Regions from separate parts of the Homo sapiens genome. Here region 2 is linked to region 1. Evidence: chromatin loops called from intact Hi-C (ENCODE). Cell type or tissue: endothelial cell of umbilical vein. All regions are shown on one strand. Each heading gives the region's core, and the rest is flanking DNA. Links, peaks and the distances in the headings are about the cores only. Region 1 has its middle 69 kb from the start of PMFBP1. Region 2 has its middle 340 kb from the start of PSMD7-DT.

The links. A loop is a pair of places that touch in the nucleus more often than their neighbours do. Peaks named below come from ENCODE experiments on the same cell type or tissue, not always from the same donor. Only the 100,000 strongest peaks of a DNase experiment are listed, where the experiment ranks them.
Region 2: it touches region 1 in a loop (27-fold over the local background); 7 of 110 quality-filtered maps call a loop at or near these places.

The regions. Positions count from the first base shown.
Region 1 is chr16:72,233,133-72,249,509 of GRCh38, forward strand. It overlaps a transcript of PMFBP1 not described here. Among named protein-coding and RNA genes, the nearest start is that of PMFBP1, 69 kb to the left of the region's middle. In endothelial cell of umbilical vein, for the core only: a CTCF peak has its summit at 8,916; a DNase peak (open chromatin) is centred at 8,949.
Region 2 is chr16:73,869,951-73,886,327 of GRCh38, forward strand. It overlaps a transcript of ZFHX3 not described here. Among named protein-coding and RNA genes, the nearest start is that of PSMD7-DT, 340 kb to the right of the region's middle. RefSeq lists a silencer at 8,700-8,994. In endothelial cell of umbilical vein, for the core only: no CTCF peak of the experiment used is centred there; a DNase peak (open chromatin) is centred at 8,871.

The sequences.
Region 1 (16,377 bases), core at 5,568-13,567:
TGCACTTGAACCCCCCCAATAGTAAGGGATAGGTTAAAAACTCTTCATTAGGACAATTACCTTCCACCAAAAATTATATGTACACATACCAACACCCCTAGCCCTAATCCAAACCACCTAGTAAAGCTCTTATTCAAGTAAAATCGAGTCTTTAAGAAATAACCATTCTGAGTGAGTACTGAGGGATCCACAAAAAGGCAAATAATAATGGATGAAAAGAATGAATTCTACTTGGCTTAAATCTTCAGAAGAGATGGTCATCCTACATCTTTGTTGGGCTTGGACACATTTAGATCCTCTGAACAAATATGCAACAGATAAATGCTTTGAACAGATTGAATGGAACACAGCATCTTTGTGATGGGTTGGTAACTAATAAGAATAATTACCAATACTATTGTCCTTCATTATTTCTGTTTTTATAACAACTTTATTGAGATATAATTCACATGCCACAGAATTCAACCCTTTAAAGTATACAATTCAATGATTTGTGGTACATGTACACAACGTGTACAGAGCTGTGTAACTATCACCACTATCTGACTTTAGAATATTTTTATCACCCCTAAAGAAATCTTATACCTATCGGCAGTCATTCGTCATTCCCTCCTTCCCTCAGCCCCTGGAAACCATTACTTTATTTTCTACCTCCATGGATATGCCTATGCTAAACATTTCACATCATGGGAATCATACAATATGTGGCTTTTGTGTCTGGCTTCTTTCACTTAGCATGATGTTTTCAAGGCTTATCCATGTTGTTAACAGGTGTCAGTATTTCATTCTTTTTGATGGCCAAATAATATTCCATTGTATGGGCAAACCATATTTTGTCTGTTCATCAGTTGATTGACATTTGGGCTTTTTCCACTTTTGGCTACTATAAATAATTTTGCTATGAGGTTTCCTGTGCAAGTTCTTGTGTGGACATATGTTTTCAATTTTCCTGGTTTTAAACCTAGGAGTGGAATTACTGGTCATTTGGTCCCTATATATTTAACATGTTGAGAAAGTGTTACACTATTTTCCAAAGTGACTGCACCATTTTAGAATCCCACCAGCAATGTATGAAGGTTCTCTTAACCAGCATTTGTTGTCATAGCTTCCCTTAAAGGGGAACAAACTTGCCAAACAGATGGAGAGAACAAATCATCCGACAGTGCACAAACTATCTGGGACTTGTGATTAAAACAGCCTGCAGCAAGGAGGACAATGAGCAGAAGGGACAATCCCCAAATTCGTACAAACACAGAAACTCAGGATTAGTGTCCCCGAGTTGACCTATTCTCATTATGATAGTAAAAAACACACCCTTGGTTAGAGAATTAAGATGCTAATGAGACATGTGATGTACACAGCACGTACAGCAACTGGCATGTGCACCCAGGAGACTACCTGCAACATGCTTAACAGCAACGTCCAACCCCACCCTCTTACGAATAATTATATAAGCTTCCTATAAAGGGAATTTCCCCAGTGTCACATGGGGCTGTCTTATTCTCGAGCAGCCTGCTATCAAGTGTACTTTTGCTTTGCAATAAACTTCTTTGCCTATTTTACTTTGAACTCACTCTCATGACTTTGTGTCATGAAGTCAAGAACCTGAACTGACCCACTGACAACTTTGTTGTTTTGATTTTTATTTCCCTAATGACTAATGATACTGAGCATGTTTTTATGTGCTTATTGACCATTTGGATATCTTCACTGGATAAATTTTTATTCAAGTCCTTTGCCCATTTAAAAATTGAATTACTTGTCTTTTTATTGTTGAGTCGTAATAGTTCTTCATGTACTCTGGATACAAGTTATTTATCAGATAGATTATTTGCAAATATTTTATCCCATTCTGTGGGTTGTACTTTCACCTTCTTGATGGCGTACTTTGAAGCACAAAAGTTTTTAATTTTGATGTCCAATTTGTCTATTTTTCTTTTGTTGCTCATGCTTTTGGTGTCATAACTAAGAAACCATTGCCTAACCCAGGGTCAGGATTTGCTCCTATGTTTTCTTCTGAGATTTTTATAGTTTTATTTCTTACATTTATGTCTATGATCGATTTTGAGTTAATTTTTGTGTATGGTGTACCTTTTGCACATGAATATCCAGTTTTTCCAGCCCCATTTGTTGATCAGACTATTCTTTCCTCATTGAATTGTCATACCACAACTTTTGAAAATCAATTGACTATAACATAAGGGGACACTTCTGGATTCTCAATTCTATTTCATTTATCTACTATTTTCTATCTTTATGCCATTACCACACTGTCTTAATTACTATAACTTTGTAGTAGTTTGGAAATAAGAAAGTGAGAGGTCTCTAACAATCCTATTTTTCATCACTGTTTTGGCCATTCTTTTTTTTTTTTTTGCATTTCTGTATGCATATTAGTATCAGCATATCAATTTCTGAAATCAAGCACCTGGGATTTTGATAGGGATTGTGTTGAATCTGTAGATCACTTTGGGAAATACGGTCATCTTGACAGCTGTCTTCCAATCCATGACCATTTATTTAGGTCTTTAATTTCTTTCAAAATGATTTGCAGTTTTCAGTTACAAGTCTTGAACCTCTTTTATTAAATTTATTCCCAAGTTTAAAAAAAATACTATTATAAATGGAATTGTTTTCTTAATTTCATTTTTGGATTGTTTATTGCTACTGTATAGAAATACAATTGATTTTTTGCCTATTGATCTTGTGTCGTGCAACACTGCTGAACTTGTTCACTAGTTGTAAGAGTTGCTTTTATATGGATTGCTTAAGATTTTCTACATTCAAGATCATGCCATCTAAAAACAAAGTGAGTATCCCTTCTTCCTTTCCAATCTGGAAGCTTTTAATTGTTTTTCTTGCCTCATTATCATCACTAGATCTCCAATACAAGGCTGAATAGAAATGATGAGAGTAGATGTTTTCTCTTGTTCCTGATCTTAGGGGGAATGCATTTAGTCTTTCACCACTAAATACGATATTAATTTTGGGGTTTTTGTAAATGCTGTTTTTTTGGGTTGAGGAATTTTTCTACTATTCCTAGTTTGTTGACTGTTTTTATCATGAATGGGTATTAGATTTTGTCAAATGCTTATTCTGCTATTTCTCTGTTTTTGAATTCAAAAGTTGCATTGTTTAAGTCTGGTTTTTCCAGGAAGGCAGATCATGTACTTAATGAACTTGTAAACTTAAGTGAAGAGGATAGGAAACAAAATGTTACTAGTGTGTCTTAGTTTCTGTTCGCTACATTTAACAAGGTACTACAAGAAAGAGAGAGCTCAAAGGAACTTGCTAGTTTGTAAGTGGGATTGAAAAATGTAACTATTTTTAATTTCCAACCAGCAAAAGATAAAATTGAGAAATGCCTTTAGTAATAAGGCTCATTTTTTTTAAAAGCCCCACACCCAAGACATGATCAAGATTAAGGCCATCATTCCTTCTGCTGTAATCTCTGAATTGATTTGGCAGTACCCACTAAATGTTTTCAGTTGGACAAAGTGACTGAAACCCCCACTTTGGGGGAAAAACAAAACAAAACAAAACGATGATCAAACCATAACATGGCTGTGTAAGCTTCTGCTGGCAAGTTGTACACCTCACTTATATCCACATTTCACTGGCAAAAGAAAGTCTTACCAAGCTTGATGTCAAAGAGACAGTCATCTCATATGGATAGGTGCTGAAAATAAAATGAAAATAAGTGATATGTATAGTACTTTCACAGGAAAGGGGAGCAAATAATTGAGAAGAGTAATAAAATCTACCACACTTGGCTCTTTTAGTAATAAATATTTGTTCCCCCCTTTTATATGCAAAATACTTTCATCACTTCTCTAAAGAAGTCCCAAAGTCTTATTCAATCACATTTCAAACTCAAAACACTGGATCTCACATGACTCCTCTTGATCCAGATTTATGAACTAAAGCCAAGTTACCTGTTCCCACATGCCCAACATGTAGTGGGAGAGGGACAGGGTAACTACCATAAATACTCCCGCTTAGAAGGAGAAAGAAGGAAAATCATTGAGCAGACACTGATTCACAGCCAACTCTAAATTCTTTGTGGGATGACATGGGAAGAGACCCCTAGAGATAGGAGGAACGTTATTTGGTTAGGTTCTGGTTCTGCTCTCTGGGGAAAGCTTCCTATATTGCTGCTGTCCATAGCTCAGGGAGGTAATTTCTTCTCATTATCCTCCTTGGCCATATCTAAGAAAGGCACTGAAAAAAATGCTTTCCACTAGGGTTTGGCCTGCTTTCCATAGAAGACTGGGGGTTCCAGGCCATCTTTGTCTCAAATAGTCACATTAAAAAAAAATTCTAGGTGCTGGCTCTTTGGAGGAGGGTTGAAATCTTAACAAGATGAAGTGTTCTAATCCACGACCATGGGATGTCTTTCCATTTATTTAGGTCTTCAATTTCTTTTTAAAAAATTTTTTTGGCATTAAATCTCTTACAAAAATGTCGTTTTGTATCTACTTGATCCTAGCCAACTCTATATGTCTTTTTTTTAAAAAAACTTTCATTTTAAATTTAGGGGTACATGTGCAGGTTTGTTGTATAGGTAAACTTGTGTTATGGGGGTTTGTTCTACAGATTATTTTGTCACCCAGGTATGAAGCCTACTACTCCTTAGTTATTTTTCCTGATCCTCTCCCTCCTCTCACCCTCCACCCTCTAATAGGCCCCAGTGTTTATTGTTCCCCTCTATGTGTCCATGTGTTCTCATCATTTAGATCCCACTTATAAGTGAGAACATGTGGTATTTGGTTTTCTGTTCCTGTATTAGTTTCCTAAGGATAATGGCCTCTAGCTCCATCCATGCTCCTGCAAAGGACACAATCTCATTCTTTTTTATGGCTGCATAGTATTCTATGGTGTATATGTATCACATTTTGTTTATCCAGTCTATCATTGATGGACATTTAAGTTGATGCCATGTCTTTGCTATTGTGGATAGTGCTGCAATGAACATATGTGTGCATGTGTCTTTGTGATAGAATGATTTATATATATTCCTTTGGGTATATACCCAGTAATGGGATTGCAAAGTTGAATGGTGGTTCTGTTTTTAGGTCTTTGAGGAGTTGCCATACTGCTTTCCACAATGGTTGAACTAATTTACACTTCCACCAACAGGGTATAGTGTTCCTTTTTCTCCACAACCTTGCCAGCATCTGTTATTTTTTGACTTTTTAATAATAGGCATTCTGACTGGTGTGAAATGGTATCTCACTGTGGTTTTGATTTGCATTTCTCTAATGATCAGCAATGTTGACTTTTTATCATGTAATTGTTGGCTGCATGTATGCATGTATGCCTTCTTTTGAAAAGTGCCTGTTCACGTCCTTTGCCCACTTTTTAATGGGATTTTTTTCTTGTAAATTTGTTTAAGTTCCTTATAGTCTATATGTCAGTAATCAATTGCTCACTTCTTTTTGAAACATGCTTCCCTTTAGACTTAATTATATATCTTGAGCTTTCAGACTTCTGTGGAAGGACCTATTCACAGGCAATATCAGGAACCATAAAGTACCTGCTATGTTTTGAGCATATTTTCAGAAACACAGGCTTTATTGCATAGATAAAGATTGTCTCCAAAACATGGGACAACCAAGCCTATTTTCTAAAATAACAACCATTCACTCTAGTCTAGTGGTTTTCAACCAGAGGTGATCTTGCTCCCCATGGAGCAATGTCTAGAGACATTTTAATTGTCACAGCTTGGTGGGGTGGGCGTTACTGACATCTAGTGGGTAGGGGCCAGGGATGGTGCTAAACATCCTAAAATGCATAGGACAGCCCCTCCTCTGCCTCCCCTCAGCAAATAATTATCCTGTCAATTCTATGAAGAGGGTGCTGCATAATAAAATATACCCAAAAAAACAAAAAAACAGGAAAAGGGATTTTGCAAAAAGTAAGGAAAAAATCAAAACAAGAATTGTCTAGCCCCAAATGTTATTAGTGCTGAGATTGAGAAACTTTTTTCCTAATAGTACCATTGAAACTGAAATCTCATTAAGACTCCTGATGGCTCTCTAAGCAAAAACAACGATAACATGTTTCCATGTTTACCCCACCAGCCACACATATATTCTTCAATTTTTTCTTCCTCAGAAGCAAAAAGTAGGATCAGGAAGACTATGAAAGGCCATTTGTTTTGAGACTTGAAGGAATCAGTTTGTTCTTTTGTAACCCTTCCATTGTCTGTTGATCACCACATATTTTGTTAAGGCTTTTTACATGATACATAATCTTTTGATCCATTCCTTTATCTACCCCAAAATTCTCTGCGATGCTAAATAAAACACATTCTCAATTTATATGCATTTTCTTTTTTACCGTTTAATTCCTAGTGTGGGCCTTTCTTTAAACCTTTTTTAGAAGGAAAAGTACAGCTACTGAGAGGTCCTATTTGGTTTACAATCATGTCTGGTTTATCATTACTATCATCTAGTGCCTCCAAGAATGTTCCTGTTGGCTGGGCGCAGTGGCTTGCACCTCTAATCCCAGCACTTTGGGAGGCCGAGGCGGGTGGATCACAAGGTCAGGAGATCGAGACCATCCTGGCCAACATGGTGAAACCCCGTCTCTACTAAAGATACAAAAATTAGCTGGGTGTGGTGGCATGTGCCTGTAATCCCAGCTACTCGGGAGGCACGAGAATCGCTTAAACCCAGGAGGCGGAGGTTGCAGTGAGCCAAGATTGCACCACTGCACTCCAGCCTGGTGACAGAGAGAGACTCCATGTACAAAAAAAAAAAAAAAGAAAAAAAAAAAAAAAAGAATGTTCCTGTTGTCATTAGGTGTTTGTGAAGAAAACCCATGAGGTTTAATATTAAAATAGGAGATATACTCGAGGGTTTAGGGGTTTCTTACCCAGAACCTCAGGTTCCTTAAGCACCAGGGAAATATTTTAATAAAAATGCACAGAACATTTCAGCTAGAGATTAGTCCAATAGGAGGGAGGACATATCAGGAGGTAAATACAAGTTATAGATGCAAAAATACCTAACAGGTCATATCAGGTAGACTGTGGCGCAGAGAACAAGGAGGCTGTACCTGCTAAAGACCTAGATTCTACAGGAATAAAAGGAAATGCTGGTTTCTTTCTAGTAACTTAACATGGTTACTAGTTTGCAGAGCTTAGTCAGAATCTCAACGACTACATACTTGAATATGACCAAATTATTCTAATGTTTCAGATGAAAATATATAGACAGAAATAAAGCATTGTGATTTTTGCAAGCAGCGCTTGCTTTCTTGGCTAATTCCAAACGTCTCTACTAAAAGTAGGACAATTCTGCCTTCTAATAGAATTCCTGACTAGGCAGATCATTTTGTTAAGATAGATGTTCGTTAGCATTTTGGTTTCCTTAATTTCATACCATATTCTATTTTATTCCTTTGTATCATGGTTGAAAGTGCATATGATTCTTATCTCTTCCTTAGGTTTTTATTTTTTCATTGTGACATCTGTGCTTGAATCATGGTGCAGCCAAGCTGTAGAGGCTTAATTCTTTTAATGGGAAGACAGCATGCTGTGGCAGAAAGCATGCCAGCCTGGCATCTGCTGTTCTCCGGCTGAGTGTCCTAGGACAAGTCACTTCTCTGTTATGTCAGTACAATTAGGGCTGTACCAAAAGATCTCTAAGGGGTCCTTTCCATCTCAAATATTCTTCATATTTTGAATCTTTTTATATGTAAATATGACAGTAGTAACACAGTAACTCTGTTATCTTTCCTTATTTTGCAATTGTGTGTTGGGTGGTGTGTGTGTGAGAGAGAGAGAGAGAGAGACAGGGAGAGCGTGCAAGAGAGAGAGAGAGAGAGTGGCAAAGGTGCAGGTGGAGGGGGTTAAGGGGAGGAGGGACTACTTAACCTTGGTAGACAATATGAAGGTGTAATAATCTGTAAACATAACTTATGTTAAAGAAGATATGTAGGTATTTAAATACCTCTTGGAGGAATATGTAAGTACTCATCATGGTTACAAAATAGCACTCTCAGAAATGGCTCTCCTCCCTCCTCCAGGACAGATAAAGCACCTGCAGGCTCTCACCGACCACTGAAACAGCCATGAAAACCCTCATGCTTTTATACAGCAGGACAAAGCTTTGAAGCTTTGGCTTTAAATCACTCCAGCATCTCCCAGCTGTAATGAGGATAGCATTTCCCTAGTCAAAACATCCTGGTTCTATTTATAGGTGTTCACTTCTCTGAATAATAAACAAAAGTAGCAGGCTATTCTCATATTATGTCATTTTCCTTCAGCTACCCTACTATTTAATATAATGCCAATAATTAAAAAAATTTCAAAGCCATCATACCTAACAGTGGGTTCAGTTAATTACCTTAGAGAAGACACTGACTGCCATATATTTGAACAGCCAAAGCCTTGCAAGAATATTTGATTGGCCTTTGTTTACCGAGGGTTTCCAGTATCTCCCTCTCTACTTCATGGGGGTGGGTTCAGTTCTTTAAATGATTCCAGAAATAACCAGTCTCCCTAGTTGAAGGAAGGCTGTTTTCATCTACTAAGTAACATCCCTTCGCTTGTGTTGCTTTAAATAAGGATGGCAGACAATTCAGCATCCATGGAGACAGCCACAGTTCACTTCTATTCTTTTTCAAATGTAAGTTTGTATTAGGTTATTTAATGGACCACAATATATTCAGTAGGTACAGAATTCATACCCCCAAATGGCTGGTGTTTAATTGCATCCCTCCAGTCTGTTTTAACTAAGACATTTCCTCCTGTGCATATAATCTTCATTATCATAGAAGTTATTTTTAATTTATAATTAACATAGTCTCCTTCTCATTATGTATGCCTTGATCGACTTGGACCCTCCGGACACATCTTGTCTGGCACGGTGCTGGTTGTGTCCTGCAGTTCTCTCAATGTGCAGTAGGTGTCTATCTTAGCCTTCCCTTCATCCTTCCTTCTCTTCTCCTCCCTGACACCGTGATATAGTGCATAATTCCAAAATGGCAGCTTTTTGAAAATTCACCTTGATTATCAGACATTAAAAGTGACTCATCCCGCAGTGACTGTCTGGCAGAAGGGATGGGATCAGACAGCAAGACAATGAGGGGACTGGGCGCATTAGCGCACTAGATTACAGAGCCCATCAAAAATACCTTTGTTCTGTCAAAGATCCAATCATTTACTAGTTGTGTTCTGCAGAGGAGAAAGAATGAGAGGGAAAAATACACCAAACAAATAAACAAAAAAATACATTTATGAATTTAAAACCTCCTTAGTTCTCTTTATTCTAAGAGTAAAGGAAAGTATCTAATTAACCTTCTCAGGAGAAGAAAAGATGGGGATTGTGCTTGTGAGACAAAAATCTATAGAACCTTTTCTTTTTCACTAGCTATCAAAATTTCTACATTAGCTTCTGTCCTTTGGGTCTTGGTAAGAGGGAAATTGTCAAGTTTTCAGGGTTTGGTCTTGATTACACTGCACTCAGCCTGATTTATGGCAGAATATTTAGAAGACAAACTGTTTCCGAACTAGAACGTTCATTTTCATTAAAAGCAATGCTTTTGATTTCTATCTTGTCACAATATAATGCTAACCAAGAAATGCGTGATGGATGAAAGGGGAAAATATGTGTAAGGGCTATTATTGAGAAATACTTTATAAGCATCTAAACTGGCCCATATAAAAAGGCAGTAAGAATCTTTGAAAAGAGAGAGCACATGAATTCTTGCATCAAGCATGTGTGTGTTTGTGTGCAAAGGGGAGGAGGGAACTGGAAAAGAAGGGAGGAGAGCGACGAAGGCGTTCATATTGAGCCCTGGGTGGGTATAACAGGGTGAGATGTGTTGTATCGTCAGCATGACTGCAAGCCTGGTGAGCTTGTGATTCTCCAAGGAGACAAAATATCCAAATGGGAGGTTGGTGCCTGACTTTTGTCTTTTTATCATTTTCATCATTTGCCTATGAACTCAGAGGAGCATTTTATCAGTCATGGAAAATGCCCCCAAGGGGCCCAGATCAAAGGCAGGCTTTGAATTGTGTACTTAGGTGGATCTTCCTGCCAAAGACATTAATGCGATTAAAACACAAATTCCATAAACAATTATTTTCCATCTGTTTAGCAATAATAATAGTGATGTTATGTGCTGTCAATGGTGTCCTTCCTTACAATGAGGCACCAAGTGAATGCAAATACCCTTCTGCACGTGGATGCTGCAGCACTTTGGGAGGATTTGGGAGGTTTCATCTGCCAGCAGGACAGGAGAGTGGCCACTGTCACCATGCAGGGATCTCTGGAAAAGAATGGCTGTATTTTAACTGTCATTTGCAAATAGATTCATTAAAACAACTCATTGCATTCCACCAATTGTGCAGTGTACTTGTATACTGGTGTAAATTGGAGATTTGTCATTTCTTGCCTCTGCCTCCATGTTTATTTCTACTGTCAGGTACAGAAAATGTACCCCTCTTTTTGCCCCTCTTAATTATCCCCAGTATCAATAACTCTGTTCCTTTATTGATGGAGGAAGGGAGATTCAGCAGGACTGCCAGTCCAAGTGGCTCAGTCACAGTTACACATTCAGAGACCTACTCATGTTTGTTTGGATTCACAACACATACTCTGAGTAGGGAGAAAGAGAATCTATAAGCTTTAAAGATCTCTGCCTAAACCAGACCAAGAGATTAAAGGGGAGGGCAAAGGGGAGGGTCCAGACTGATTTCCGCACACCAGCACTCGTAACACAGGGATAGATTCCTGAAAGAGGGACTGACCTGCACGAGAGTTTTCATCAGTGGAATTTTAATGAGCCCTAAAGGTTAGCCTTCGACTTCGTTAACAAACAGCTCTAGAGATAATTTCCAATTTTCAGTGTTTATAGAATAGTGGTTCCTTGGTCATAATGAAATTCTGAGACTGTCTAGAGCCTATTCTGCATGTCCAGCTGAGGCTGAAACACAAACCCTCAAAAACAATTAAACGTGTGCTCAAAATCAAATGCAGAAGAAATAAAAAGAGGAAGGCATTTTGCAAATTAAAGTGATCACATTAACCTCCTTTGATGAAATCGGTTCAGTCAAATGAAAAATACTTATTAAAAAAACAAACCCTGCACAGATATTTTAGCTATTGAGGGTAATGATTATTCTAATATTGAAATGGACACAGACAAGAAAAAAAAGAGAGATAATAAACAAAAGAGGAAAGCTTCATTCCCAGTAGCTAGAGACCAGAGTCCCTGTTATGTGTAAGTGGGTTGTAAATGTGTAGAAAAGAATATAGATGCAAATATTGCCAAAATTGACACTAAAGGATAAAGGATAGGTCAGTTTGTTGAAAATACGTCCCCTCTCCTTCTTCTCCCCTCTCCCTGCTTTCTCAGGTTCTACTGGGTCCTTGAAGAATTGCCATAATTGCACCAGAAAGGAAACAAGTATGACTGAGATTCCAGCCACATAAAACAAGAGCAATGGGTGGTTAAGACAAAGGGCCACATCTAAAGATTTCTTTTCCTCCAAAACTGGGTGGAAAATCCTTTCACTTTCTCCAAAAGGATGACCAAATCTCCTACTGGTATGGGGACCAACAGAAGATGCTTGAGCTGTAAATGCTGGGAGAAATATTCTTTAGTTTATTAAAGTTAGGCTAAATTTTATTTCTTCCAGTGCAACAAATCCCTTTCACTCCCCAGGCTAGCCACTTCCCTTCTTGATTCACAGAAGAATGGAAGGGGTTAAAAAACAAAACAAAAACCAGAGCTGGCCTGAAACTCTGCCACTCCAAGGGTGCAAGAGGTTAGGGAGCAAGGGGCCCCGCTGCGTGATGCTCTGGTCAGTTTTGGGCACGCAAGAGAGCATGGGGGGCATGAGAGTCGGGCAACTGACTTGGGTTCCAGTTCCAGTTTTGCATTTACTCCTTACTCCCCGTGTAATCCTGGTGGGGGCAGTCAATTCCTCAGAGTTGCAGTTTTCTCCTAGGGCTAAAGGGATTAATGAGTTCAGGTAATGTTAGCACTGGGGGGGATCTCAGGGATTATTTAATCAATTCTCCTCATTTTATAGACAGAAAACTAAATAACAATAACAGCAGTTATAATAATAAAAACAATTATAACTAATATTTTTGAGCATTTAACATGTGCTAGGCACTATTCTAAGCACTTTACAAGTATTCTATTATCTCAACTACCCTGGTTGGTAGATAGTACTGCTACTTCCATTTTACAGGTGGGGGAACTGAGATGCCGTGAGGTTCAATATCCAAGGTGGTACAGCTGGTAAATGGTAAAGCTGGGCTTCAAACCCAGATGGCCTGGCTACAGAGCCCATGCTCTTAAACGCTGTAGTTTAGTAAACCATGAATTCCCCATGGTTTGCACAGGGGTTGCACTCTTTTCAGAAAAGGGTGCACTGCCTGAATTCGTGCTGCATATGGTCCTGAAAACACAGACCCTACAGAGACATGTTTTCAGAATCATGGCAATGGCTGACGATGGCTAATCTGTTCCCTCCAGGTTCCCCGAGTTCATGGCTTCTCTCCAGCCAAATTTTCTCCCAGCCTGCTGTCACAGGTGTAGTGCAGTGCTCCCAGGATGCCCCGGTCTGTACGGTGCCCTTCCCAAGTCACACTGCCACTGCTCTTTAACTCTCTGCTGATGGCTTCTCCCTCTCTCTCTCCTTCACTCTCTCTCTCCAACCATTTCCTTGAACTTCACTTGAGCTGATATTACACTTGTATTTGAACACCCAGCATGACACTCTCTATTTCTTTGCTCCAGCACCAGTGCTTGACCATCTTTTGTTAGCCATTATGGATCAAAACTGCTTCTCGGGACAAAAATAAATGGCAGAAAGAGAGATCATGGCAGAATAAACACCACCACTGCAAAAGACAGTCTACTCTGGATAGTGTGGGAGCATACTCATTGGGTAAGAGTGGTTGCAGAATGGTGCATTATGCGCACTGGGGAGGGAGGAGATTACAGTTTGCCAGATTCACTCTCATCGGCTAATAGCACCCAGTGCCTAAGAAAAGTACATTAACAGTATATGGTAACAGACAGTTGCTGAAAGGACAATAGCATTAATATTAAATTACTGTTGCATAGAGAAGTGATAAATAGGTGATGTGTGTTCTAAGCTCAAAGAGGCCTGGTGACTTGCCTCAAGTTGACAAGTGGTAGTAGGTGGCAGAATCCTACTACAGCCTAGGTCCTCTATTTCTCAGGACACTGGTTTGCTGTTGGATAACATCAGACTCCTCAGGCTACTGTGAGGAACAGCTGAAATGAAAGCGCCATATGACAAATTCCAGACACCTGGACAAGGCACATAGGTCCTTTGTGATCTGGCCTCACCTGCCATTTCAGTCACGTATTTCGTGCCTTAATGTCCTCACACCTGCTGTCCCTTCTGCTTGAGGTGACAACTTCCCCAGTCCCCTCTCATCACTCCTCTTTCTCCAGCTGTAAACACCTGTTCATCTTTCAAGATCTGGCCACAAGGTTACTTTCTCTGTGAGGCTTCCTGTCTTCTCAGTATTTCCTGTAGTACACATGGTTAGAACGCTCGCTGTATAGGATAATGATTGACTGGTTATTATTCTCTCTCCCCTTCTTAACGAGGAAGCTTATTGAGGGCAGAGACTATATTTATTTCTCTTTTTATCTTCAGTGCCTAGCAAAGGGCATGGACCATCTTATTTACTCTAAATATACAAGGAAGGAAGAAAGAGAGGGAGAGAGGGAAGGAATATCCTCCTGAAACTATAAAGCAGTATAGAAATAAAAAGTTTTACTAACAAGAGAAAGATGCCCACTGTTTGATACCCTCCTACTGTTCAGGAATGAGCTTACTGTTTTCACAAGCAAAATGCTCTGACACAAAATGGGGCAGGCGACGATGAAAGCAGGAAGCTGACTTCTTACTCCCCATTTACCTGTCCGATGAAGAGGTACACAATTTCCCCAGGATAGAAGGAATGCCCTTCATTAATGCCATTTGCTAGCAGTAATTTAGTTAACTGAATAATCACACAAGGTAAAGAACACAGAGACTTAAGGATCTCTGTCTAATGCATGATACTAAGATATTTTATAAGGTGGCATGTAGTTAAGTGTGCTTAAATGCAATCACAGAGCATTTTCTTTGGTCATTTTCATCTGGAGGTTTTAGAAAAACCAGGAGAGAAAAGCAGCATCCTCAGGGATTTTTCCTTAGAGTACAATTTTTACAAAAAGCTGAGTGTACAACTTGCAAAATAATAAGCTTCAGTGATAACACAAGCTTCAGCTACAATTATCACAAAGAGCAAGTCTGCTGCCCAAGCTTCTAACTTATCCTTGTGACTACAGAACATCCCAAAATGTCACATTCAAGTTGAAGTGACTGCAGCCAATTAGGTAATTTCCACCAAATTGGGTCCATTAATACTTGGACATTATCTTGAGGGTGAAATAGGATTCAGTGACAAGGTGCAATGTGGCTTGTGAAATATTAGTTTTGGACAATCACAAATCAGGATCCAAGGGTATGTTAAATTATTCGGCATTCTTGACCTCATTATTAAGTGACTTCATATGGGTTTTTGCTCATATTCATATAATCTTGGGATACAAAGAGCTTAATTTTTGTTTCCTTTCCCCAGCCATTTCCCTTTTTATGTATCAGAGATTTTATGTATATCTCTTTATTTTTATCCTGTTTAATTTTAGAATTTAAAGGGCAATGGCTATGTTTTTGTTTGGGGAACACACAAGGAGGACACTTACTCATATGATGACACATATCAGAAACATGAATATTAGTTAGAAATTTGGTTTGCAGATTTTTCTTTGCTAACACACTACTTCAGGTAACAGAACAATTTTTCCAACCAAACATCTGCCTCGGTCTGCCAAGTATCGAACAGAAAGCTGTGATTTGTAACACATGGTCTTATAAATGAGTCAGAACTTCAAGGCCAAGTCGGCTTCTGGAAGTGTTCTAAAGTGATAGCAACAATATTATTTTCCAAAATAATGGGAGAAAGCCATAAAAACACTCCAGGAAGATCGTGTACCAAAGATGTTTGTTGATTTTGTTTTGTTCCAAAGTTGTTTGGAACAATGATTAGTTGGCGCTGACAGGATTTCTACAACTAGGAAGTGTGTTGGACACTTAAAACTTTAAATCAGTGTTCCAGTAAGTTCTAAAGAACTTTAACCAATTGAACAATTATCCTAAGAATATGACTACCAGCTGTCGCTTAAACTTACAAGTTAAAACACTTTATATCATTGGGGCAAAGCAATGATATGGACCTGGGATAGGAAAATTACCAGAGAATGTGACTGAATCAGTGAATATCTGCCAAAAAAAAATCTCTTTGAGATGAACAAAAGAAATTAGGTAGTATTAGGCTACTCATAGGACAACTGGCCAGAGCACAGTTTCTTCTTTGAGATTTGTGTGTTTTATAATTTTGTTAATGATTCAGACCAAAACAAATACTTTGAAAGTAGAAACACATAATTCCATTTCAGCATATCCCAACCAGATGGGATCAGAACAGGTGTGATCATTTTAGAGTGTTCTTCTCCATAAATCAACTTCTGGTTCATTCCAGAGTGGGGCTGTCAGCTTTTAGGCGCCCAATGAAGTTGAGAATTTTCAGCAAACTAAACACAGCCATTAAAATAATGTTTGAATTAGTTTTAATCACAGTGACCTAGATTCTCATGCTCCCCAGGACCTCACTGTATCTCTTCCATGTGTGAGATCCATGGGAGGGCTGCACATGGGGAAGACTCACCGAGTGCAGAGCAGGAAGAATTTAGGTCAATTACCTTTTGAAGTGTGATCCCTTTAAACAGCTACTCAAGGTAGTATCTTGCTAACAGAGCTGTATATAATAAAAGTGACCTGTGCTGTTTCTTTAAATACTGCTTTTTGGTTGTAAGCGATCAAAGTATTAAATTTGTGTAAGAAAAAAAAAAAGATCAAGAGAAGTTTCATCGATGTTCTTTCTGGAATCTATTAAGAAGGATTAGATATGTGGTTTACCTCTCTTAAAGTCTGGGCTTGAAAGTAGGTGCCTCCATTTCAGTGTCTTCCAGCTGAGCTTTTGTTTTCTCTGCCTGTAAGTTGAGTAGAGAAGAAGTTGAGATGTCACCTCAGGACTTTTGATAATATATTAAAAAATAAAAAATCGTGAAGCAGGCGAATGTATGGGGAGGAGTATTTACTATGGATCCATTCCCCAAAGTTTGAAAAAAAAAAAAAGTATTGTATGTGTGAATGTGTGTTTCCTTTCATTAGCTCTCCAGGAAACAAGAATTTTTTTCTCAAATTGTAAAGAAAAATTTGTTAGTTTTTTTTAACCTTTAAAAAGTAGATACCATTTTGATATG
Region 2 (16,377 bases), core at 4,050-12,049, 1.6 Mb after region 1:
AGTCCAATTCTCGTGTATCTTCTCTCAGTGTCAAGCTTCTAACTGGGAATAAAGTAGTTTAATAAAGCTTCTTGAATCTTTGGAAAAGAAAACCTTTGACTCTTTATTGAGCTATTTCTGAATACAGAGTATACGTAGGAAGGTCAAAATTTCATCTTTTCCATCTTCCTCACTAGAAACCTAGTTATATGTCATCTTTAGGGATAAAGAAAGATAGGTCCCTCATAATCAATTTACATACAATCAAGGTTTGCTGTTTGCATTGTGTGCAATTCAGGGACCTCGAGAGAATCTCCCCCGTACCACTGGGCATTAGACAAGCCATCCAAGTTACATATTCCATCTCAACTAGCAAGCCAAAGGCAATGGCAGTAACAAAGCATTGCCTGCAGCCAATCCTGGGAATCACGAAGCGTCCGCCCCACATGTGTGCCATGCATCTGTTCAGTCCTACGGAGGAGAGACAAGACTCAAGGAGAGAGAAACCAAAACGAGGGCGGAAGGAGGAAAAAGCCAAAGCGGCTTCACACTAGTCCACGTCAACGCTCAAAACAAATCCCCCTTTTTTTAAGGAACTGAGGAATAGCCAGACAAGTGCCCATTATTCTTTATTTCTTGGACAAGACTTGACTAGGAAAATGGCATTTGCAAAGCGTCTGAGAGCACACTCCTCTTCCTTCTCTGTGCTCAAAAAGTCACTCAGAGGAAAGTGCATTCTGAGTTCTATTCCCCAATTCAAATTAAGTTCAAAGTCAATTCAGGACTGTGGAAGTGTTGAAGTTTGTTGTGGGGCCCGGCGGGCAGCACCTGCTCTCCCTGTATTAGCTATATCTGAGCACGAACATCAGCAGGTATCAGGCAGCAACTCAGGCGTGGGTGGAGGAAAGACACATAAATACCTCCCCACTTTCTTCTTAAAACCTTTCCTTATATTTAGATCACCATAAAACCAACAATGACTCAATGGGCAATTTTTTTAATCTGAATCGTGTTTTGCATTGACTCAACAATTCACAAACCAATACCCCTGCTAGACTCTCATGACCATATCGTATGTACCAGGGAGCTGTAGATTGCAAGGAAGCCATGCAAGAGACTTTCGTGGGTCAGACGGATGAGAATAGGTATCCCAAATCAATAGTGTTTACAAGTTGTAATTGTTTACTTATTGACACAAATTTACATAAAGCTACTTAGGGGGTCAAGGTTGGCACAGCACATGGTGCTCAATTACACTGGATTTTAGCCCTCATGTCACACCCTGACTGGAAAGCAAGAAATGCTGGAAAGTTGTGCACCAGGAATGAGCAGGCTATTAAGATCTGAAAAGCTGTCATCCACACTGAAACGACTTGCGTCAGCCACTGAGGATATATTTTAAACCGCCTGTCCGCAAGAAAACTTTAATAACGCAGCCTTGCTCTAATGTCTTGTGAGAGGAGAGGCAATTTTACTTCTTCTATTAACCCAACGTGATTACAATGGCTTATTTCATGGAATATTAAGTTCAAATTTTGCTCCCTGGGAGGACAATAAAAAAAAAAAGAGAGAGAGAGAGAGAGAGTGTGTGTGCTTATGACTTTGCCTGAAATAGCCACAGGACCACAGCCCCTTGGTGCTTTGAATGCATCCAAGCAGTCATCTCCCATAATTTGCTAATGGTGAAATAAATTAGTGACCAAATAATAACCTGAAAAGATGACATCAAGATGGAAAGCAAATGTTTATCTTTTGCAAAGGCCAGCATAACAAAGCTTATGGCAGTCTCTCATCAATCCCTCTTTAAAAAAAAAATGAAGTTCCTATTAGATACCTCTGGTGGTAGTTGTTTCATAGTGAGACCATAGTTAGACTTGCTAACAAAATAAATAATCACCTTGAAAAGCAACAAGCAGACACAGAGCCACCTGAACTATATAGATGCTTATGGAAATGAAACTGGGCTTCCTCTTAATAATTCCCAATGAGACATACTCCCTGAAAATTATTTTGAAGAGTAATTGTACTTATGAAAATTGGCAGGTTCACCATAATGAAGGTCACCGAGTATTTTTTATAGGTCTAACTGTAAGATTGTACACCCAGTTTTGCGATCAATATTCACATTTTGAATTGTAAGTGAATGATTGGATGGAATGTGAACCCTAATTAGTGACCCAATAATCTCGAAAGCCAATAGGCATTCCGCAATTGGTTCCCAAAAGCCATGACCAACACTTATTCTGAATGCTGCTTATTCTCCAATATGGCTGCTGTCCTCCAATCACTCCCCATATAAAAGAGAGGACATCCCTGTTTTTTTTTTTTCTTTGAGACAGTCTCATTTTGTTGCCCAGGCTGGAGCACAGTGGCGTGATCTTGGCTCACTGCAGCCTCCACCTCCCAGGCTCTTAGCCTCCCCAGTAGCTGGGATTACAGGTGCCTGCCACCATGCCCAGTTAACTTATTATTATTATTTATTTCTAGTAGACACGGGGTTTCACCATGTTGGCCAGGCTGGTCTTGAACTCCTGGCCTCAAGTGACCAGCCTGCCTCAGCCTCCCAAATTGCTGGGATTACAGGCATGAGCCACTGCCAGGCCAGGTGATCCTTTCTTAATATCAGGAAACAAAGCTCATTTTCCTTGGCTCTGCATGCCCTCTGAATAGTACATGAATTGTCGGACAGTTATCTTTAAAAAACTTAATTCACACCTTTCATGGTATGAAACTCTCTCTCCATGTGGGGCTTCCATAAACAAGGTTAATTTCATGGAATGGAAACCATAACTTGGTTAGCTACTCTGGTGGTGGTGGCGGGGGTTGGTGGTGGTGGTAGCTGGTGGATGGCGGTGGGTGGCGGTGGATGGTGGTGGGTGGTGGGTGGTGGTGGGTGGTGGATGGTGGTGGGTGGTGGCGGGTGGCGGGTGGGTGGCAGGTGGTGGGTGGTGGTGGGTGGTGGGTGGTGGCAGTGGGTGGCAGTGGATGGTGGTGGGTGGTGGGTGGTGGCGGGTGGTGGATGGTGGTGGGTGGTGGTGGGTGGTGGATGGTGGCGGGTGGTGGCAGGTGGCGGGTGGGTGGTGGGTGGCGGGTGGTGAGTGGCGGTGGTGGTGGATGGTGGTGGCGGTGGGTGGTGGCGGATGGTGGTGGTGGTGGGTGGTGGGTGGTAGTGGGTGGTGGGTGGTAGTGGTGGCGGTGGATGGTGGTGGTGGTGGGTGGTGGTGGGTGGTGGGTGGTGGTGGGTGGTGGGTGGTGGTGGATGGTGGGTGGTGGTGGGTGGTAGTGGGTGGTGGGTGGTGGTGGGTGGTAGTGGGTGGTTGGGTGGCGGTGGATGGTGGTGGTGGTGGGTGGTGGGTGGTGGTGGGTGGTAGTGGGTGGTGGGTGGTAGTGGGTGGTGGTGACCAAATTAGCCAAGTGTGCAGCAGCAAATCTCATTTGAAAAGCAACAAGTTCATCAACTACAAAACAAGACTCTTAGATCCATGGAAAACACAAATAGAGAAAATCCTCCCACTCATTTTATGTGTTTCTTTATCCTAAGTGGCATATTAAGCTAAAACGAAGTATAGTGAGCTCACACCAATGGCTCAGAAATGACACATTCCCTTATGGATGTGATTTATCACTGTTTTTACTTTTTACAGAGAAAAAAAACATATTTACCTTTAACATTTTTATTTGAGAAATGCAAATGGTAGATGGCATCATAATCATAAGCCTACAAACCTAAGGAATGTTGAAAGTTAAATATACATGGAAATTGTGCTATGACTCTTTAGAAAGGAAAAAAATGCATATGAATCAAATAATGTTGATTTTTACTCTCTCTTTAGAGGAGTTCCCTGTTTGTGGCTCACGTGACTAAATAATCTGATAAGAGGAGGAAGGCTAAATGGCAAACGGCAAACATCCCCACCTGATGTATTTCCTCAGCCCTGACCTTCAGATAAAAATCATACAGAAATCTGCAAAAGCTCCAAATTTGCAGCACCACATGCCTCCAACATTTTCAGACACAACAGTCAGGAGAGGAAAAAAAAGTAAGAAGAAAAAAAAAAGAAACAAAGGTATTGCTACTGAAAACAGTCAGCCTTTTCTCTTCAATATCTCAGGATTAGGGTCAGATGAATGCAATAGCTGCCTACGCCATTTCTTCCTCTGTCTGTGAACATTCATATTATAGGCACATATGTAATCTACATATGTGTGTGCCTATCATTTTTAAGTGTAGGTGTACCCAGTATCAAGTGTGTGGGGAGTTCACATAAGATATATTATATACATACTGTGTGCATATTTAGGAAGAAAAAAGACTTCAAACGGTAAAAATTTATTGCACTGTGAAATTAGCTAAAATTATGACAACTGTAAGAAAAAAAATTATACGGGCAAAATTTGGGTCTGGTGGAAGAATTCTTTGATGTCTGGATTCCAATTTAACCCCCGACTGAGTTCTAAGAATCAAATGAACAAAGTATATCATACACCCCAAGTCTGCCTGTCAGCACTAGTCATCATTTTTTATTTTATTCTTTCCAGCTGCATGTATTTACAAGACTCTGTTCTGACATTTCCTCCCCTCTAAATGTACACACTCACTGCTACGGGCAGTTGCCAAATACATTTGTAAAACAGTTCAATCCTGTGTTTGTTTATTCATTATGCCTCTCTATCAGTCTCAATAAATATGTAACACCCTAATTTTTTACATTTGCTATTACATCAAACCTTTGTATATTTGACTTACCTGTTTGTGTTTGAATATACACCACCCACGTTTAAAAAATATCTCAAGTACACAGTGAAAAGAAAACTGAATATTCACATACAAAAATTCACATATTATCCTGCCTTTCTGTTTAGGGTAGATTAAAGAATTTTTATAAAGATGAGGATTACAATGATATAGATTTCAAAACATCCCTGGGCACACAAATACTATGCTATTCCTATCTTGGTCTGCAATAGCAATGGCATATAACTCTGAACATATCCACAAATGGGTATTTTATATACATACAGTTGGCAACAGAGGCAGTTGTATATTCACTACATTGAAGAACGGTGAAGTCTCAACTGCTAGTACATGCTGCATACAGAAAGAACTTTTCCCGGGTATATAGCTGTTAAGTGAGCTAAGACTCTGAATACATTAAGGCAGTTATAAATGTTTAAAATGTTAATAATAAATCTAGGTTGTTTAAGGAGTATTTCCAAATAACATAAAATATTTAGTTTCCCTCACCCAACCCATAAAAAGATAAGATTTATCGCAAAATGTCTGAGGAATAATCAGCCATTTTTGGCTAATATATTTTAATATTTATACACATGACACATGCTGAATATAAATGATACATCATGATTTCCCATAGTGTATGGAATTTATACAATTAACTGCAAGATCCAATGGCTTCAAGGCACGTAAGGTGCAAACACAGTTACAAGGTTTTGCTGATTATTGTTATAAATCTTATCAAGCATAAAGGCATTAAAGTATATTCTGTTTACACCGTTCATTCTAAAATACAGCATATAAAAATATTATTATTTCTTATTAAAAGATTTATATTTTTCTGGCTTTTTTCTTTTATGAGGTAAATTTATTTACCAGTATTCAAAAAATACTTCCTATTTTTCCACTTCCAAATATGTGTTTGAAATATACCCTGAGATTCGATATCAATTTTCTAGTTATTTCTCAAGGGTTATATTTGTTCATAATAATAGCAGCAAACATTCTGGCATTATTCATTTGGTTTCTCCAAAGTGCTTAAATTTAAAAAGAATCAAATAACAAAAGCATGATGAACCGGATTGCTTATTTTACACACATCTGATAGCCAGATACATATGTATGCAGTTACGCATGTATATTTCTGGCACACCATTAATCATCAATGACAAAACCATGTTATCAATCCACCTACACCGAACATTAAATATTTTAATATTCATATAAATGGCATCAAATATATACACATGATTTTGCTTTTTAAATTAAGAGACTTTGGTCCTTAATGGAGATATTTTTCACTGGGCCTTTCCATTCCTTCTTAGCCATAGTAATATTTAAATACACTGGTACATAAAAATCTGCAATAAATTCTACAACACGACCCCAAACCGTCCAGTGTCTGAATTTTTTAAAAGGAGCTAAAGCCACAGCGTATGAAACATGAAATGGAAACATCCCAATCCCTGCATGCGTGATCCTGGGGTTGTCCACCCGTTAGTAAAGAGGCACTGAATTCTGCAGCTGCTTATCAAATCAGGTTTATGTTTCTGGAATGAGTTCCTGCTGCTGAGTCTGAATTTGTAGACAGTCATGAAAAAAATATCCTCTAAGACTGATCTAGCTCAAAAACAAAACCTCTGGAAAAACACGTAAGTTTTACCACACCCATGTACACCTAGGCAGCTAAAGAGTATGTTAACACGATGACCATCTGTATGCATGCAGACACAGGCTAATATATTTAATACATTTACTTGTATTCAGACCACATGCATATTAAATGTCATGCCTAAGTGTCAGTGATAAGATCCACATATGGGGTATATGTGTGTATCCTATCAGTAACATATATTCAATAATTTGTATGTTTACATTAGCTAAAGTACATTATCACTTTTCTTTTTTTGCTTTTTGCTAAAATAAGTCTGGAAACCAAAAGGGAGAAAATACTTGAGTATAGAAATAGTTCCTTTAATCAACTCCCCAGTTGGATATGTGGGGTAGGAATTCATTAGCATAGGCTTTTTTCCCTACTCATTTGTTAAACCAGAATGCTGGAAAGAACTAGAAAAGACTGCATTTCTCTTACTTTTCTTAACCATGTAAAACAACCCCCTAGAAGAGGTCTAGAATGAGCTTTGTTTCTTTTTTCAAATGGGTCTAATGTCCTTTCTCCACCACCTTCACACACAGACACAAAACCCACCGTGTGGGTTCACGGTCCACATCTGGCTCCCACGCAGAGTTGTACATTTGCAAGCACATCTTAAATATTGTGAAGCCAATTTGGACTTACTAAAAAATCTATGATACGAGTGAGAAATCATGCTAAATACGAGCCCTGGTAACTTTATTTTTAATGATGACTTTCAAAAAAAAAAAACAACAACAACAAGGTAAGGGAGAGAGATCAGCAGGGTGAATGTAAAAATTGTTAATCTTAAATTTCTACAAACCCAAGTGTCACAATAAGCATGTATGGTGCATCAAGCATAACAAAAAGAAACGAGATGGTTGGGTTCGGGGGGTTAGGTCGGGGGGGGGTCCCAGGCACTTGCTTCCTTGAACCCTCTGAATACATTTCACAATTCATCAGTTTTTGTCTTTCCTGCCACAAATGAGGACAATCAGACCAGACACCCATTAGATTCTTCATGCAATTTTTTTTTCTTGTTCATGACATGTTGGCAGGGAGGATGGCAATTCTGAAATCTTACCAAATGAGAAAAATGTCAGAAGCTGAACTGACAGCTAGTGGTTACTATGGTGATTGGTGATATTGAAAAAATATAATAAAATAAGACTCAGTTAATTCAAAAGGAATCAAGTTGGGTATTTTTAAGCCAGTTGATACAGATGAAAACTTAATCCTGATATTGGGACATTATCTTTTTGAGCTAACAGCCAAAGACACCATTTAGCTTAAATAATAACTAAATACACAGCTCATAATCTTGTGATTAAAAATAATAGAAAGAAACAGTATTGATAAATGGAAGTCAAATATTATTACCAAATGACTATCAGGGAAATATAGATTATATTCAGTGGAAAGAGGATTTTGTTCGGAGGAAAAAAATTAAAGTTTTAGCAAAATATTTTTAAAAAGAGAACATGGAAGCCTCACAGATAAAAAGGATTCTTCAGGGACAACTCAGATTCTATTAAAACACACACAAAGACATACACAAACATGGTGATTTCATCTTCAAAGTTCAACTCCCCCCAAAAAAGAAAATCCATTTTGATTCTAATGGTTAACATATCCAATCTCTTTATTTAAAAAAGATATTTAACAGAGAAAGCTTCATCATGAGATTTTTAGAAATATATATACATATATATATCTTCTCCATACCATCATTTCTCTTTTTGGTTGAAACCCAGTGTAATATTCTGACTACTTAAAGTGAGGGACCCTCATTTAATACTAAGCAAAATAATAGTAATAATAATAAAATACATATTGGCACCTTTTTCTAACATCAAGCAATGACAACTCTTGCTGGTTCAATCGATTGGTGCTATTATTTTTAGGTTTAATGGTTTTAAATGAAGGAAACAGAATATCATGAAAATCATATTTATAATTCACCAAAAATTATGCAATTGTTCATCCCACAGGTAATATACATGAAACCGAGAGGTGATTACTTTTTATAAAGAGAGTTTGAAAACAGTTAATAAAGAAGATGCAAAGTTTGTTAGGGGTTCAGCCAAGAAGAACCTATTGTATCTGAAAAATCTTTGACACAGAGTAAAACTTTTTTAAGCCTTCTCTTCACAACGACACTAAAATGGTATAAGCATAATGGATTAATAGGAAAAGTAGACTTAGGAAGACCAGAATCAGCTCTCATTTTGAAACAGTTGCATATTTTATCCATATGCCATACTCCCAGATCTAGTCTATATTTTTTTCATTTGATATAGGGATATTAAATTATCTACTGTTTCTTTTTTTTTCTTTTTCTTAAGTCAAATCTTTTGAGAGTTACAGGTAACTAGCGAAAACAAGATTGTTATTTATAACCTCAAGCTAGTATTTAATGCAAGAGGGAGGGGGGACATTATCAAGGAAGCTGCTCAGAAGAAAAAAAAATTAAGTCTTATTGGTTCAAGGAAGCTCTTCTCCACTGGACAGACTACAATGCCATCTACTGGAAAAGTGAAGTTCAACGTCACTTGAAACAGCAGAGCTAGTTTAAAAGGCTGATAGATGTAACTGGAAAGACATCCAGTCCTACATCCTTCACTGTTCAAAAAAGATAAGATATATATATATATATATATATATAGTTGTGGAAACATCAGTTCCTATTATAGATCATTATGTTCTTCCTCTGAGATCTCCTCCCAGCATTTTGCTTCTTAATTTCCAGCGAAAGCCTCTCTTTTTTAGCTTCTTCCAACTTCTCTTGAGGACCAAGTTAACAACACCCAGAAAAATAATCACCAGCAGCGAGCGACCTTGGGGTCCTTTTCTGCAATCTCTAGCTTGTGATTTTTCGCAAGCAGTTTGTGTTAGCATTTGCTCTGCAAAAGGTTTTTTTTTTCTTTTTTAATACCTAAAATCACAATAGGAAAGACTACCATCGTGGTCAGGAGCAGGTGGAGAAAAAAAAAAAAAAAAGCAGACACAGATCAAGCCCCCGGCTTCATAAGCACAAAGTCTCTTTTTATATGTTCTTATGCGGTATGGGATGGAGAATCTAAGGTCCCTTTTAAGAATAAGAATTCACCGAGGTTTTGTAAGCCATTCCCACATTTCCACCGGCATGTCCTTTGCTCATTTGCACGCTTCCCTTTCATTCTGGTTGGTTCGCCCTGTGATTTTTAAAATGAGAAATGGGAAGGAGGTAGGGTCACCATTTTCCACTCTCTAGATGAAGCAATTCCAGTTAAGGCAGGCAATAGTTAAGAAGCAAGAAGGGACTATCACTGTAATTAAATAAGAATTTGTTTTCACTAGTACTAGCAAAAAGAGAGTAAGTTCCTGCCTAAAAGCTGCTGCCAATATTTTCCATGTATAGGTATAAGTGTAAGTAAACAGCGGGGATTCTCAGCCTCCACAGTGTTGACATTTGGGGCCAGATAATTACTGTAGGATGGTGAGCAGTGTCCCTGGCTTCTACCCACTACTTGCCACTGGCGCACCCACACACACACACACAGTTAAAGCAATCAACAAGGTCTCCAGACATTGTTAGATGTCCCCTGGGGAAGGAGGGGGGCAAAATTACACCCTACTGATAACAACTGTTATAGGATCCTAATTTCAATTTTATATACATTAGTTCTCACCAGTCTCTATCTGGCTTTGATTCATGGTGGTGTGTGAAACAACATTTTTAAAGGAACTAAGAACATGGTGGAATCGGCGTGAATGGGAGAGTAACAATCTCCATTCTACACGTTCCATTACTTCAGGGCTGATGAGCATTCCTGACCTTTCCAAAGGCCTCCCTTGAAAGTTCTCCGGAGGAAACAAAAGGAAGAGGTTGGCTCATGGAAGGTCGCTGTCAGATTTGCCCCAAAAAGCAAGGGAAAAATTTTGCCATCAAAATGAAATCTTCCGGCAGGCAGAGAGGTTTAGATGGGGGATGGGAGAGAGGGCTGCGGAGCTATTTTATTCAAAGTGTTTAAATTAAGGGGCTTCACTATTCAAAGGCAAATAATAAACTGAAAAATAGGTCATCTTTAAATGAGAACTCTTTTTTTCCCTATAACAGGAAATCTGAACAGGAAAGTACAACATTTTAATTTCAGGATTTGACGTAATTTGCAACTTCAATGTGGAGCTTTTAAAAATTATCACTCTGTAAGAAAAGATGAGATTGGGATAAAAGTAAGAAAAGAAGTTAGAGTCTGGGGAGACACAGGCCTTATATTCAAGAGGGCTAGTGAAGTTAAAATTGTAGTGAAGTTCAGGCTTAGAGCAGTGTAGCTCTGTATTAACCTGAAATGCTTCTATCTAAGAGTAAAATCTCTCAAGTCTCATCCCAGAAGGTGTGTGCAGTCTCCATTTAAATGTCTCCAACAGAACACAAAATAATTTTGCAGTAACTGATCTACTGTATTAGATGTGCCTGGTCTATTTATTTCTGTTGCTTTTTAACATCTACCAAGAATATCAAAGTTTGCTTGGTGAAAAGTTTTCAGTCGGATAGTAATCTTTCCAAAATACCTTGAAAAATGTAAACGACATGTCTCTGCACCCCTTATTTACCAACCCTTTGATGATATAGGCGAGAAGAGTATGAACACATTTTTAACACTTGACATTTTCTAATATTCTGAAATCTTACTTTTCCATGTCACAGGCAAAGGGTATGTGGCATTGGGAAGGAACTGAATACAAAGTACTACATCCGCTCTTCAAATATGCAGTCCCTGGTAGCACCTTCTATAAGACTGGTGGCTTTTGTGGAGTGTTTCTTTCTTTAAATGAGCTGGACCACACATACTCACTCATTCAGAATAAGTCTATAGATGAACTGTCTCTGTATTTTTAAAGAAACTCAGCTTGTGCGGTCCGCTGATATCTCAGAGAAACAAGGAACCATTTTCACATAATGGATGGGGCTGCAGTGCGGAGCAGACAAGCCCCACTGGAAAGAATTCGGTCTGTCACGACATGCAGGAGAATTCTCTTATGTTTCTGCATCAGGTTTACCTAAACTAAGTTGATTTCCAGGGCAGAATTCATGGATTATGTCGTATTGGACCCAGGAAGGTTTGAAGGTTTGCTGGTAATGATCACACTCACACACACACACACACACACTCTCTCTCTCTCTCTCTCTCTCTCTGCCCCCCCCCCCCACTCTGCCCATGGTTACTGCTACTCTAAGCAGGCCCTTGGAGTCCAAAGAGAAAGTGTCTATAGCTTCACTGTTCCATTTTTATCTGTTTAGGAAATATTGATGTTATTAACCACACTTTTAACTGTCAGCATCTTGATATATTCTGGATATTTGCTAGGGTTCCCACTACTTAGTTGGTGCTATATGTGTGTGTGTGTGTATACATACACATATACATTTTAGATGGAGATGGGATATATATGTGTGTGTGCGTATGTATATATAAAGTTAAAAAAGAAGCTGGCTATTATCTGTTAAGATTGTCCAAGAGTGTGTATCTAAAGGATTTTCTTTCTGTTCTCTGCAGATATTACCTGAGCAGTGTCCCCTAAAATTGCTAGCACCTGGTGACCTGCCCCGCAGCTCCCCTCCAGTTTCCCTGCCTTTGCTTCATATAGAGGGATTTCTGTGCAGAAAACGCTCGTGGAGTCTGCCGTCTCTTAGTCTCTTAACTTTTATCGTCAGTTGCTAAATTAGCTAATGATTAATTAGTTAATGTTTTCAAAGCACTTTGAAGATGAAAAGCACCGCTAAGTGCTAAGTGTAAAACGGCATTAGTAATTCCACTCGGCAAAGACTAATTAGCTTTTAAAAAAATGTTCCCCCCAAACTGATCAATAATGTTTCTGGTATTACAGTAGGACTGTTTGTCCCACAGATCAGTAAGACCCACCTCACGTTTTAAGGCTTTTATGCCCCGAGACACGCAGAAATCCCGACTGAGGTTTATTGCTTGGTAACCTCTTGGCTTTCAGTGTGGCTGGAGTTGGACTAGTGATGTCATCTATACAAAATGCAGCATTTTTGCTGTCAAAAAAGCTTTAAAGGATTATTTAACAAAGCTAAAAGTAAAGAACTAAACTCTAGGAAAGTGGTACAGAAACATGATCAGTGAACTTATATTTAAGAAGAATTAAGCTTTTAAAGTTTTTTTTTTCCCATCTCTAAAAAGCTCTTTAACCGCGGTTCTCCAGGTGGCCTCTGAATTTATTGTGAGATTTCACTTTGATGGCTCTGAGTCCTCATGGGGACTATTATGTCAATAATTTCTACAGCAACATTTTATTCCAGGTACAGAAATGACTTAGAAGATAGAGCCAGGGTCTGGAAATTCCAGGATCCTACTTTAAATTACCCACATCAACCACGATTGAATGAAAAAAGATAGCTTTCACCCATTTTCCCCTTTCCAGCCAGATTCTTAATGGACAGACCTTTTTTTTAAGCTTCTTGGGTGCCAAGTGTCCCGAAACAACTACTCAAAAAAAGTTCAGCATTTTGTTTATTCCATCCACTTTCAAAGACTTAAATAATGTAAAGTTAATGGGAATCATGAAGCCAAAACAGGCAACTTTGCAAGAGGAAGCTTGTGGGTCATTTGTTCCCTTGATGCAAACATACTTGTCCCTGCTGTCTACCAGTGGGCCTTGGTTATAAACACTGGGGATTTGGGTTTTTTTGAAATGCCTGAGATTATTATTTTTAGTCAAGCTTTTTAAAAAAAAAAATAGTCTTTCACATCAAAAAAAAAACTACATGATTTCTATTAGCTTAAGGCTGGGATATTTGTGGTTTTTTGGTTGTTGTTTTTCTTTTTTTAAGGTGGGCAATTTCAGAATGACATTAAGATGCTGACTTTTTAGAACATCAAGAAAACATTATTAATATGTCATTCAAAATATGCAGTATTAACACATGAAACTCTACATACATAACAAACTGCAGAAACAACTCAGCTTAGAAAATACAAAGTTCAGCTAAACAAAAGGAATTTGACGTCTGGCAGCCTATGTTCTCTGTGTATTCTGTTACTCCAGGAATGAGTTTAGCTGGTGCATAAACACAGTAGCACATAAGCCATATATATGTGTGTGTGTGTGTGTGTGTGTGTGTGTATATGAATATGTATTTATAATGTGGACATGATATATACATACAATCACACACACGCACAATGCAACCACATCAATCAGTTGCTACAGACAACAATGACATGTGCACACATTCTCAGAACTTAAGGTTTGCTACCAACCTCAGTATCAGCCTTTCTTCCGTGTACAAAAATACATCTGCCAGAAAGGCGCGGTAAAAATCACCTGAAAACAAACAGACATGTTTTGGAAAAGTGTGGCCAGCTACTAGATGATTCCTTAGGGATTTCCTAAGTGAATATTTTTATAAAAAAGACACCTAAAATATGAAATAATTTGCACATAGCTATAACCCAGCCCCTGTGAGAACTAAAGATAAGCAAAGGTTAGAAGGATGAGGTGGTCAAGTCAAGGGTGCCTCTTACTGCCAAGGTCTCCATAAGTGAGTAGGACACAAAATATAGGAAAAGAGAAGGGGAGAAACTTGGAGAAAGCTACAATTTTGATCAGAAGGAGAAGTTACTTTGGAAATTTCAAGGATTATTTGAGATTCTTATCTAAATCAAGTTCCCTTCTTTTTCTTATAATTGAACAAGTGTTAAACTGTACCAGGCTGTCACAGCTGTCCCAATACGTGAACCACACATAGAGTAACAGCTTTCGTTACACATTTTTGTGAAGTAGTTTCCAGCACACTGTGATCAGAGCTTGCATATTTTTATACTACTCGCATATTGAAAATAAACCCAACATTTTAGATTATTTTTCTCATTGTGTATCAGGCCTGTATGGTTTCTGGAAGACAAAGGGGCAATTATGATTTTGTACCTACTGATCTGAATACAACACCTTGTTTTATTTTTGTATATTATGCTCAGTGTTTTGGTTAAAAAAAAAATTGGTTATGTGGGCCAATAAAGAAGTCCTGAAAAACTGTAGCTTAACCAAATTATTATCCATGGACTAAATGCTAATGCAATTTTTTCCACTTTCAGGATATCTTTAAGACAACATATCAAATACCCAAATCTTACAGGAGTGTGGAGGCCATGCCATATGACTTGGTTGGAGCTGTTAACAAAAGAAACATGGAAAAATCATGCAGTTTAGACTTTTAATTAAATTGTTTGTTTTGGATTCAAAAGCACTTTGTTCATTCAGCCCTGAGTACCAGTGGTGTTTCCAACCACAGATGACTATTCCCGAAATGACCACGGTTGACAGCTTCAGTGGTGGCTTTCAGAGTCTTTATTCGCAAAACACAGACATTCCGAAATGCCTTTATTTAAACTGTAATAAATAGACTATGCTTCAGAAACACTCTACAAAGAATAAGAATCTTTCTGCCTAAGTAAAAATGACCCTGTTTATCTGAATAGTTTTTGAATTAAATATCCACATGCTATTGTTTCAGAAACAATAAAAGTAATGATAGTCATCTATTGTTTATTGTCCTCTTCCCAGAATTAGAACTTAATTAGCTGCAAATGCCTTATCTTTTCCAAATCAGCATAATACACATTACCTAAATGTTGCCTCCTGTTGTTCAAGCCCTCTAACTTGGTAGATTCAAAATTAGCCAGTTATAGCAATGCTTTTCGCTTTAAATTTTAATAATAAACAGAGACATCCCCTTTCTTTCCCCCCACCCAGACCCTCCCTCTTTTCTGAAAACTGAAGTCTGCTGCTGAAAGGATTGAAAATCTGGAAAGAGTTTGGGGTGGACTGGCCAACCCCCTTTCATTTCCTTCAGATGTTTACAATCTAGCACCTTTCTGAAGACAAAGATGGGAAAAAAACCTATTTTTCCCTTTGACTGAAGGGTGAGACAGGGGGGTATTAAAAACTGATCAATGTAATTTTTTTCTCAGAAGTATTTGCACATCTGTGAAATAATGTAATTTATTTTTAAAAAACTTTTTATATGACATTCATGATTATAGCCCGATCTGGAGAATTATTCAAATATAAAATTAAATGTTCAAAAACTAGCTGCGCTGTGGATGGCTGAGCTTATCCCAGCTGTGCATTATACTTATATAATTCTATTAGAAGTATCAAAATGAGCCTTTCTAGATCTCACTGAATCTCTGAAAAGGGGAAGTGGTGTTTTCTAAGAAAGTGTGATGATCTACTTCTTTTTGTTTGTTTCATTTTTCCGTGGATCAGCCTCCAGGGGTCTAAAGATGCTCCCACCAAACTGTTCAAAAACAGTAACAAAAAAAGGTGATGGGAGAAGGGCTACTGAATAATAATAAAAGCATTCCGTAAAGTAGATTGTATTTTATTATCACAGGGTTTGGGAAAATCTGTGACTTAAAAGGAGGTTACAAACCTTAAAAGTAAATTCTGCTGTTTCAGTGAAATTGCTGGAGATATAATATGAGCCATCTGTAATTTCCCCTTCACTGCCCTGTTAAACACTGCAAGTCACTTTCACTCCCAGACCCTGATGCACCCACGCCCATCAAAAAGCAGTAAGTACCCCCCTGACTGAGGGAAATTTGCCCTCCAAATGTACAGTTTATAAACAAACTTTCCCTGACCAAATGTTAGAGCGAAGTTTTCCTTTCCATCCATATGCCTGTATACTGTCACCTCTGAATACATCTGCCTATAGGGAGGAATTCAATGTAATATTCATCAAATTCAAATTAATCCTGAACCTTACACAATCCATTCAAGGTAACAAATCGTCAATGACTTTTAAAATAATTGGAGCCCAGAAAATAAAAGACTATTAAATCTGTTTGAAGTTACAGATTGAAACCTACACCTCAAATTCTGTTACTTCCTTTTTTAAAAAATAAAATGCATTTCTAAAGCATTTACTATAAATTAAATATTTAAAAATAAACCAGAATTCGTTTATGGATTAATATTATCAAATTTTAAGAGGGAAAAAAAAACACCATTCCCATTA